2 separate regions of the Homo sapiens genome follow, and region 2 is linked to region 1. Evidence: chromatin contacts called from ENCODE Hi-C or POLR2A ChIA-PET data. All regions are on one chromosome and are shown on one strand. Each heading gives the region's core, a stretch centred on a gene start or an enhancer-like site at or near the end of the contact. The rest is flanking DNA. Distances are from core to core; before and after follow the strand shown.

Region 1 (5,670 bases), core at 1,437-3,936:
TAAATATCACTCCCTCAAAAAAGCTGCCCTGCCCACCCAGACTAAGTTATCTTTGTTATAGGTCCTTATAGAACCTTTCTTGGTCCTTATTACTGATTATTGGATTATTTAAATATTATCTCCTCTAATAAACTCCGTAAGGGCAGGGACCATGTCTGTCTTGGTTACCATTCTTTCCTCTCTACCTAGCAGAGTAGGTGTCAATAAATATTTTTACGTGAATGAATTAGTGAATAAACTGAAAATGAGGAGTTCTAGATTCTAGTCCCAGATCTCTTGGTAATAAGTAGGTGAGTTAACCAGTTATACCTGATTTATTATGAAATTTATAAGCTGGACTATATCAGCATATCCTGTATTTTCCACTCATGGACACATTTCAAAATAATATATAATTTTTGAAGGCGAACCCTCTGTCTCTAAGGAGGAGTAATTTCTTGGTCTGCATAATCCTAACATACTTTCTTTTCCCTTCTTGGATTTTCTTTTATTTCTTGTTGGTAGTTTCCTTGGCTATGAAGTAAATTTGCCTGGGTTTAAAATAACTCCCACTTTGCCTATAAGCTAAGAGAAAGTCAGTGAAGTTGTCCCCAAATTACTAATTTAATAATAACAGTAATCACTTGAAAGCAAGATTTATCATAGACAAAACACAGCATAGATACTTATTTTAGATTTCATTTATCAAAAGTATTAGAATGAGACCAGAGTTTCCTAAGTTTTATTTTATTTCTATAGAGAACCATTCCACAAAGGACAAGCAAAAATATTCTCGTTGTAAAGATTAACCTAGATAATGTATGTCCTAAATGGTCTAGGGATGTTTTGAGGCTCAAGGAATATGCTTTTTAAGATTTGTAGTTATGCCAAGATAATATGCATTCTGAGAACACTGCATTCTGTTCTCAGAAACTTTATGAGGACTAGAAATAAGCAAGGTGGTAAGGGCTCTTTGCAGATTCTCAAGGGTCAGGAGACTTGCCTTCTTAACTCTCAAGGCCTTTATTCACTCTAATCATTCACTTCCTGGAGCTGGCCTGATGCTTTAAGGTACATCCCCTCTTGGATTTATTCCCCACTCTTGCAATGTAGAGGCAGCTTATGACATAATTTGGATTAAGCCTCACTCTGTCCCAGGTCACCTTAGAGCATGAATTAGGGGCTAGATCCTGGTCCCCCTGCAAGAGGCTGGCACCCACACCAACTTCCACTGCCTTTCTACCCTTCTGGTACAAACATCCAAGTATATCCTACAGTCTCTTTCTGCACTCAGCCTGTGTTGGTGGAAATTCCCAGTGGATTTGTTGCTCTGAATATCACTGCTTTTAATGTGGAAATATAAAATGGAACAGCAGGCTGGGCACGGTGGCTCATGCCTGTAATCCCAGCACTTTGGGAGGCCAAGGTGGGCAGATAACCTGAGGTCAGAAGTTCGAGACCAGCCTGGCCAACATGGTGAAACTCCATCTTTACTAAAAATACAAAAAAAAAAAAAAAAAAAAAATAGCCAGGCGTGGTGGCACACGCCTGTAATCCCATCTACTCAGGAGGCTGAGGCAGGAGAATTGCTTGAGCCCAGGAAGTGGAGGTTGCAGTGAGCTGAGATCATGCCATTGCACTCCAGCCTGGCCTACAGAGCGAGACACTGTCTTAAAAAATAAATAAAATAAACAAATGGAACAGGTACTTCCTAGAAATTTTGATCTGGTAGAACTTAGCAACGATGCTGGCAAGCCTTTAAAGATTATTGATGGACACATTTCAATTGATAACTCATTGGCCATGTGTTTATTTAAAGCCACTAGGGTTTAATGTGTTTAAAATGGTTCTTCCATTTTGATTGAGAAACGGTGTATGATAGAGGTTAAGACGCTAGGCTTTGGAGTCAACCTGCTACCACTTATCAGCTCCACAACCTAGGAACAAGCCAACAAACCTCACTGAACCAGTGTCCTTCTCTGTAAAATGCAAGGAATTAAGCTAAAATTGCTAACTGTATATTTGCTTTTGCTGTAAGTTGACACTGGTGCAGCATCTTACACATAATAGATGCTCCACAAATGTGGTGATTGTAGAAGGGATTATTGTGCTATTCACATAAACAGTAACTAAGCATTAGAAAGAAACAATTCCTTATGCATCTTATGATGTCTGTTCTTTTTACCCTATAGTGTGGAATTTGTAAAGGCCAGCTTGGAGATGCAGTGAGTGGGACGGATGTTAGGATTCGAAATGGTCTCCTGAACTGTAATGATTGCTACATGCGATCCAGAAGTAAGTACTGGGGAGAATGCCTCATGATGACCGAGTGTAATCGTATGTCTTCCATAGGACCCAATTTAGGAATTCAAATATTTTTCCCCAGCCGTTGACACTCTAATCTGAGAGAAAGGTTTCTTAACATCTAGGTTAAAAAAGAAAAGATATTTACCACTCGTTTCTTCCTGGAAGTTATTGCTACAATGTGGACCAATTCTTTTTATCCTGAAGTGCATCAGCACACCAGCAGGTCAAAACATTGCCTGAGCTCACTACAGAGATTTTGGTGTGATAGAAAGGAGATATAAGGTCTGTCAAACACTGTCACTTGTTCAGGCATGTCTTTAGACGACTGGCACCATTTGGGGATGGTTAAATGTGGAGAGCGGCTCTCCACTGTTTCTCAGATCGAGCACCAACTCATCAATGTCTCCACGCCCTACATTCAGGAGTTTCATTACGTCATATGTGTTCCCAACTGAATGGAAAGTTCCTTGAGAGACAACAATGAGGGTTCCACTTCTCTGTGGATTCTTCCCCACCTCCCACCTCTACAATATCTTAGTAACAATATGCGCTTAACAAATTATTTGCTGCCTTAGTAAGTGAGAAGCCTGCTTGCTTTCCCGTCTTGCATCCGGGCCTCCTACTGTGGAAGGTGCATGTTAGTTTGCGGGGCAGCAGGGGGTGCTGTTGCCTAGCCGCTGTTTAGAAAATCTGAAAATGGCCAGTGGCTTGCCTCGGAATGTTTCCTCATTCTCCATCATGAGTACAGTCCTTCTGGTGGGTCACCTAGACAGCAGAAGACCTTTTAGTGCAGATTCATCAGTCAGAAACTCTTTTAAAAAATTGGAGTGAAGATAGGGAGTGTGAAATTCAAGAATGACTATTTCTCAAAGTGAAGTCACGTTTTTACTGCCTTTTTACATGGATCTCAAATCTCTGCAAGACTGAAAACTTTGAGAATAAAAATTGAAGGTAATTTGTTTTATAGCTATAGATTTAGTAAATTCAGTTAAATATGCCTATTAATAAAATGGGAAATAAAAATTTAATCAAACCCAGGTAGTTTAGATTTATAATAAATATTTGACTTGAGATCAAAACAGTTCCAACTTAGAGCCGCTGCTATCAAACTGGACTATTTAGATCATGCATGATATTAGTTTTTATACTATGTATTTTATATATTAAATTATATAAATAGTATACCATATATCATAAATATATACACACAAATTAACATATATAGTACATGTATAATAGGTAATAATTATATACATTTTATTTAAACTGGACTTTTGCTTTTATATGCTAACAAGGAAAACAACTCTTTTCTCCCAGATTTCAATGCGAATTTTCCTATCGTCTTCTATAAATTATTCTTTTTCTCTACCTCAGTGAACCACAGTGAATGTAATTTATGGAACCAGAAGAGGGCACTGTTAGGTTGAAGGACTGCTCAGAAAGATTTGAAAAGTGCTGTAGATCTGAGTTTGTTTAATAATTTAAAGTGCTTGAAGGATGCCAACAGAACAACCTGAACCCCCCTCTGGGTGACAGTGACCTCTTTTCATCTAGATTTTTTTAAATTGAGAGGTTGGGTGATTCTTTGTCATTTCTTTTGGAAATTAGCTTTTTAATTCAAGACCAGGAATTTTTCTCTTAAATATACAAATATAAAGGGCATTAACTGCTTTTAATTTCAAAACCATGGAGTTCCTGTAATCAGCTGAAAAATAAGAAAGTGATTTGGAGGTAGGCCACAAAAATGATTTTTTCTTTATTTTATATGTGAAATGCAGTGTTTTACCAGGATTTACCATAGAAAACAAGGCCCATTGTTTTCTCTGCTTCTATAGACATTCAATGAATAAATAAAAGTTACAGATGCTATAATGTTAGAAAAATTGAATTGTTCAGAAAGACACCACATTAAAAGGGCAGATCTCCATTGTAATCACCTTCCAATAATTTCTTGGGGTAGGGGCAGAATATATGTTTGTACATGTGTATGCACACACTTGCACACATGTACACACAGAGATACATATAAGTATGATGTATCTACCTGGATTTGTGTTGGTTTTTATTTCACATAGGTGATGATCATATAGTCATGGTGTTCTGTACTTGGTTTTTGTTGCTGTCATTTTGAACTTAATGATATATCTTGGTAACTTTTCCAGATAACATGTTGTGTCTCCTTTTTCTTTTTAATGACTTTTAAATAGCGGCATACAATCCCATTGTGTGGACTTATAATTTAAAACTAATTCTCTATGAATGGACACTTTGGTGGTTTCCCATTTTTTAATATTATTTTTAAATGAACATCCTTGTGCATATATCTTGGTGAATATTTCAGAGCATCTCCATAGGATAGATTCTGAGCAGTAGCACAGGTGACGTAAAAGGCATGTGCTTTTTAAATTTTCAGACATCTTGCTTAATTATCATTCAGAAAAGTGCACTCTCCCTGCAAAATGTATGAGAGACCCCCTTTATTTCCTCCAAGCCTGTATCAGCTCTGGATATCATCAAACATTAAAAATTTCCACTCTGCTTGGTGGGGGAAAAAATCTCATTGCTTTGATCTGTATTTCCATAATTATGGGTTTGAACATCTTTTCATATGTTTACTCACTATTTATATTTCCTTTTCTGTAAAGTGCTTCCCTAGCCTTTGCCCATTCTTCTATTTGGCACCTGATTTGTATGAGTTCTTTGCAAATTAAAGAAATTTGCCATTTGTTATATTTGCCGCATATTGTGGTTATTAGTTTTCCCACTCTGTGATTTATTTTCATACAAAAGATTTTCATTTTATGTAATTAAATATATATATTTAATACATATAAAAGAAATATATGTTTCTTTTTTGGATTATAGGTTTCTTAGGAAAACTCTCATTTAAAGTGTATAAATAAATTTAGCTGAGATTTCTTCTAGAATTGTTTTTTTTTTTCTCCTTCACATGTAAATATGTCATAAGCAGGATTGTATTTGGGGGTAAAAAATGAGGTAGCTATCTGGCCTGATTTTTTTTCCAGTTAGCCACTTGTATGAATATCACTGAATGAATAACCCCTCTTTTTCTCACTAATTTGAAATGCCAGCTTTCTCATAAACTAAGTTCCCATATATATTTAGGTCTATTTCTGGATATTTTATTATGTTTTATTAACCTATTTATTCTCCATTACTGAATGTTTTTAATTATTGTAGCTTCATAATATGTTTTAATATTGGGTAATAAGGGTCACCTTCTTTCCAATTATTTTTTTCCAAAATTTTCCTAACTCTTCTCCCATGTTCATTTTTCCAGATAACATTAATATCTTTAGGCTAATTTCAATTAAGTTAACTCATGACAGAGAGAATGACCAGCACATCTGAGAATACTGTTTA
Region 2 (5,670 bases), core at 1,780-4,279, 300 kb after region 1:
TGTAGTGCAGTGGTATAATCTCGTTTCGCTGCAACCCCCACTTTCTGGGTTCAAGTGATTCTTATTCCTCAGCCTCCCGAGTAGCTGGGATTACAGGTGTGCACCACCACTCTCAGTTAATTTTTGTATTTTTAGTAGAGAAAAAGTTTTGCCATGTTGGCCAGGCTGGGCCATTTTCTTATTGAAGTGTTCAGGTGGGCAAGCTCCCTCCTCCCCCACTCCTAGAGGCAAAGAAAAAAAAAATCGCCAAAACGTGATGACAACAAGTATGTCTGTGTTCAAAATTAAATTTGTGTTTTTGGTAAGCCTCATGATAGAGCCACTTACTTTATTTTGTAATGGATTATCTAAGTCAGTTTTCCAGATAACCAGTCAAGTTTGTCTCAAGATCAGAGTTATTTTCCCAAAGCTATAGACAGGATGAAACCAAGCAATAGTAGTTAGCTCAATTGCACAAGCAAATTTCTGAAAGATGTTGGAACTTCTTCAGAGTTAATGGAAAACCTTGCAGGAATTATGGTGTATGGTAATAATCAAATGACACTTCACTCCTTTCCTACTTCTGTTTCTATCTATCTGACTTAATAGTTCCCTATATTTAGGCATCTATTTATATCATGTATCCTCATGAAACTTGGACAATTTTATACCATGTTGATCACATGAGTAAAAAATATCTGGGGAAATTCTCTCTTAACCTACATTCCAGGAAAAAAAAAATAGGAACACCATATTATCATTCAAGTCTTTTGAGAAGACATCACATTTTCTTCCAAAGGCAAGTACCCATTGACTTAGAAAGAGTGGTGTTTAAGATCAAGATCTTTGTGCCTTGGTTTCTTCGTCTACCTATAACTTATTTAAGGTATTATGAATGAGACAGTGTACACAGAGGGCCTGGCAATTAGTAAATGATTAATATTACTACTGCTGCTATTAGTTTTAAATTATCAATATATTTATTTATAAATTTGCTGCCTCTTCCAATAGAAAATAAGCCCTATGATACTAGAATCTTACCTGTTATGTATAGGTAGGCAACGCTGAATGTGTCTCAAATGGAGCATAAAAACAAAGTCTCTTGGTAAGGATGGGATTTAGGGTCAAAGGAAATTCCCCTAAGGAACTCTAAAACTGACATTATCTTAAGTTTTAGCACTTGGGGAAGTTTCAAAGACTTTCCAAAAGGATAAGTATATCATGATATGTAGGTATAAATACCAAGACAACTGCAGAGTTATTTTAATCCAAGTCTGTTGAGGCTTTATTATGTGATACAGCATTGTGAGAGTTAAGGTAACAGAAAATGATACACTTTGTTCTTCAAACTTATTTGGCAAATCAAGGGTACTGGAGGTTTATAACAATTAGTAGTGTCTAAGTCAAGTTACACCCCAACTATACCAGGAAAAAGAAGGACAGGAAAGCACACACTGTGAAATTTTACTGTGCACCAACATATTTTACACATCAGGTGGGCTGTTATGGAAATTAAGAACTCTGCACAAAATGTATTTTTTTTAAAAGTTTTATCAAGAAAGGAACATTTTCTTCTAAAAATGATTAGTACAGCTAAACAAAATAAAAATAATAATCCTATCGCACAAATTAAAAATAAAACCTGAGAAGTTTTGATCAGGCTTGCCTAAAACGAGTTGAAACCAAAGCCATTTTAAGAATCCAAAATATGAGATTAGTTTTGTTCAAAAAGAATTATCCATAAAAGTTAATAGATGTTTGCATAGTTACCATAAAATAAGAGGTAAGCCTTTATGTATTTTTACTTCATAAAGTTGAATTTCTATTAAAATCTATTACAAGAAAGGGAAAGTAACTTTCCAGTAATATTCAGATTTTTTAGTAATATTGAGCCTACATTTATGGGACATCATTTTTTAATGTTTGTCCACTGAATATTTTAAGTTATGTTTGTCATAGGAAATTAAATTTGCTTACCATTCTTAACGATAATCTCTTTCCTCATTTGGTTATACTTATCTCAATTAGTATAAGAGACTTGTTGATTTTTTTAAAAATTAAGGACATACTAAATTTCCCCGAGATAGTTATTTTGCAGTAATATAGATAAGCGACTCAGATTAACTTTAAAACAAACCACCATACATTCCATTCAATTTATTTTTGCCAGGCATTGTTTTAGCGGCTTTATACAGCCATGTACAAAATAGACAAGATTCCAGCATCATGATGCTTATTTTCTATTCTAGGACACAAAATAGAAAAAAAAATCTCAAATAGTGATAAGCGTTTTGAAGAAAAGTATATAGGACAGCCGGGTAGAGAATGACCAGGACTACCATAGCTAGGGTGGTCAAGGAAGGCCTCTCTTGAGTTTGAGTTAAGAGCTGAATGAGCATGGCAGAGAGAAACAGTTAACGTGGATACTGTTCAGGTTTCTTTCTCCCTGGGACCAAAATGTTTCGAAGTCTGCATACCTCCGTTTACCCTAACTTGTCATGAACATAAAACCTCTTATATTGCAGGCAAAAATCTGAGGTTCACAGATTAGTAGGGCAAGTAGCTGATTCCGAAGTGTGTACTTGCCTTTATGATACTGGATACACACTGGTGTTAACAAGGAGAACGATGTACGTGGCAGACGTTCGGAGAGTACTGGACATGTTGGTTCTAATTTGGGTTTATCCTGGCAGGCTCTAGGTAGAGAGGCTCAGAAAACCTGCGTCCATCCTTCCCATCTTTCCTCCCATTTCCGAAACCACGGCCCCGGTTTCGAGTCCAGAAAAAAAGGAATAAGTAGAACTCCCAAAGGACAGCTTTCCTGGCTGAACAAGATGTAAACAGTTTACGTGATTTCCAACCAAGCGCAAAAGTACAGGTGCAAAAGAAGACGGCAGACACCAAACTTCCCCTGCAGCCACGCCCTCCCCACTTTGGGAGTCTGGGTCCCCGGGAAGGAAGGCCTCCCTATTGGTGCTCAACGTGTTACGTCACTTCCGCTACCTCCACGGCAGGCGTCGCTAAATGACGTTGCCGTTTCCGGGTCACCCAGGCAGCTTGTGGCGGCGAAGCCATCGGTGTTCGCTGATGTCCAGTCTATGGAGTCAGTTGGTACCGGTGGCGGCGCGGAGGCAGAAGGCGGTGTCCGAGTAGGGGCCTCTGCCCCACCAGGATGTTACCCGGCTTGGCCGCCGCCGCGGCCCACAGATGTAGCTGGTCCTCCCTGTGCCGGCTCCGTCTGCGATGCAGGGCGGCGGCCTGTAATCCCAGCGACCGCCAGGGTGAGTGTCCCGCGCTGGCCGCTGGCTCCGTAGAAGCCGAACTGGAGGGCCAGGCTGGGCTCGGCGCCTCGCCTGGGGCAATTCGCCCACTTGCCTTTCGCCAACCTCAGAACCTTCCTTTCTGGCCTCCGCCTTTCCAGTTCAGCCTGCGCAGCCCGCGGGGGTCCTGACAGGTCTCTGACTCTGATGCCTTCTGCAGCCCTAGCATGGCCCCCGCGGGAACTTGTGGGCACCTCGCGGGCCGGATTGCACCTCTGAAGCCTACCGCTTTGTACCAAACAAAATGTTACGTGCGCATCGCGGTGTCCCGCGGTTACTCACCTCCGCGGTTGGAAATTGCGGACTCCGCAAAGTTCCAGGGTCTTTGGAGCTTTCCAGCGCACCTTCATTTAGCACTTGGTTGAGATTTTCTTGGCCTTCTTTTTCTTACTCTCCCAACTTATTTTCTTAAATTTTCTAAAAGGAAGGAGGGGTGCTACTCACTACGGATCTTTTGGAAGAAGTACGAAAGTATCCGACAATCATTGAATGAACCCAGTTTGGGTCCGAAAAACAAAGAAACTCTTCAGTTCGGCTGAGCAGTCTTTTTGGTGAAAAGGTGGCAGTTGTAGTGGTAACCCAGAAAAAAAGGTGGTTGAAGAGAATTTTCGTCTCTCTCAACATTCTTTTCTGACTCAAATTTAAATGGTTTGAGAGTTTCCAAAATAACATTGAACTAATCAGGCTTACCTTCGTTTTTGCCGTAGCTTGACACACATTGCTTGACACTGAGAACTGATAGGATCTCTGAGGGAGAAGACAGAACTAAGTCCACCCTTAACCTAATCCCTCCATTCTTGGGATGCAGAGAGTATTTACCGAAACATTCATGTTCGAAGCCAGGTGTGGTGGTGCGCTCCTGTAGTCCAGCTACTCGGGAGACTGAGGCAGGCAGATCTTTTGAGCCCAATAGTTCTAGGCTAGCCTTGGCAACATAGTGAGCTGTCTGTAAAAACATAGGTTTGAAAAAACCTGTAACATGTTCGTGACCTCCTGAAAGAAGTCGGAAGTTGCAGTCATTCGAGATTTTATGTAATATAAGCTATAGTAACTATGCTGTGGATATAAATTAGAATATATTCGTATCTTTTATTTGCAATAAATGTAAAGCTGAATCTTAGAATTTCAAACGGATAAATTTTAACAGCACTATTCCCAGGGCTTTTTTGGTAGTGATAGAAAAGTGTAACTGTTGAGTTTTTCCATATTGGCAATATACTGCCAGGTTCCCTTATGGACAGAATGAATCATCGGCTGGGTGCAGTGGCTCATGCTGCTAATCCTCAGGAAGATTGTAAACCTTAGGACGCTGAGGTGGGTGGATCGCTTCAGCCCAGGAGTTCCAAGACCAGCCCGGGCAACATGGCAAAACTGCCTCTCTACAAAAAATTAGCCTGGTTTGGTGACGCGCGCCTGTAATCCTAGCCTGTACTCAGGAGGCTGAGGTGGGAGGATCGCTTGAGCCCAGGAAATTGAGGCTGCAGTGAGCCTTGAGCATGCCAGTGCACTCCAGCCTGGGTGACAGAGTGAGACCTGTCTCAAAAAAAAAAAAAGAAAAGAAAAAGAAAAATGAATCATACGTTTATACTGTACTCCAGAATCCCCAAGTAAGTTTCTAACACAATTGTTTCTATTGACCAAGCAATTTTGGCATTTTACACTGAAATTACAGTGGCTGTTAAATTTAGTCTAAACTGCCCTTTAAGTGTTGGCAAAAAGGAGAAGAAACAGTGTAATTTGTAATCCCTCTTCTGTGTAGCTGTCATTATGTTGAAAATTATGTATTCTTTGTCTCATCTGTCTGTGAAACACAGATAATTATTACCTACCTTAGTGGTCAAAATGACTTTGCAAAGTTGTTTGGAATGTTTATTACTACAAAAAATTAAAATTTTTTTTACACTTAAAAATGCTTAGTAGGTTTTTAAAAATAACTTTGTGAAAATTTAGTTTCAGTAATGAAGCATTTCTTAAAAGGGCAACCATTATTATGGCAAAATTTAAAAATCATTTAGAAAAAGAGTACTATTTAAATTGGATGCATGTGAGAAGACTATTTGAAGAACTTTTGGAGAAAGAAAATCTAAAAACAGTTGTTTTTATTTGTCTAGAAGTAAGGTTTAGTTTATGCTTCTAAAATGCCTGTGGCTGGGAAAAGCTTATAAAGCATAAGGAGAGGAGGAAACCTTGAGGGATTGCTTGAATACTTAAAAATGAGGAATGCCTTTAAAGGCAAAATAGAAACTGTCTAAAAGAAATATGAGAGCCCTGTTTGTAATTTTGAGTTGTCTGATAGCCACATTAAAAAAAGTAAAATTAAAGATGAATTAATTTTAATATATCCTAGAATTAATTTTAATAACGAAATTTA

The links. Hi-C counts contacts between places; a loop is a spot of excess contacts on that map. ChIA-PET counts read pairs that join two places held with the same protein, here RNA polymerase II (POLR2A). Pooled maps may share reads with other maps.
Region 2: a loop to region 1 is called in a pooled map, with 5 times the contacts of the local background. The contact joins the promoter of SLC30A9 here to the promoter of LIMCH1-AS1 in region 1. A Hi-C loop is called at or near these places in 3 of 50 pooled maps. POLR2A ChIA-PET finds 5 or more read pairs at or near these places in 2 of 52 experiments (MCF 10A and WTC11).

The regions. Positions count from the first base shown.
Region 1 is chr4:41,690,111-41,695,780 of GRCh38, forward strand. LIMCH1-AS1 (LIMCH1 antisense RNA 1) reads right to left here and starts at 2,687. Exons shown (of 3, transcript XR_002959789.2): 1 at 2,432-2,687. It overlaps LIMCH1 (LIM and calponin homology domains 1), which reads left to right. Exons shown (of 32, transcript NM_001330672.2): 31 at 2,172-2,274.
Region 2 is chr4:41,987,501-41,993,170 of GRCh38, forward strand. It overlaps SLC30A9 (solute carrier family 30 member 9), which reads left to right and starts at 3,030. Exons shown (of 18, transcript NM_006345.4): 1 at 3,030-3,260. The coding sequence starts at 3,152. RefSeq lists enhancers at 2,702-2,781, 3,062-3,201 and a silencer at 2,911-3,130.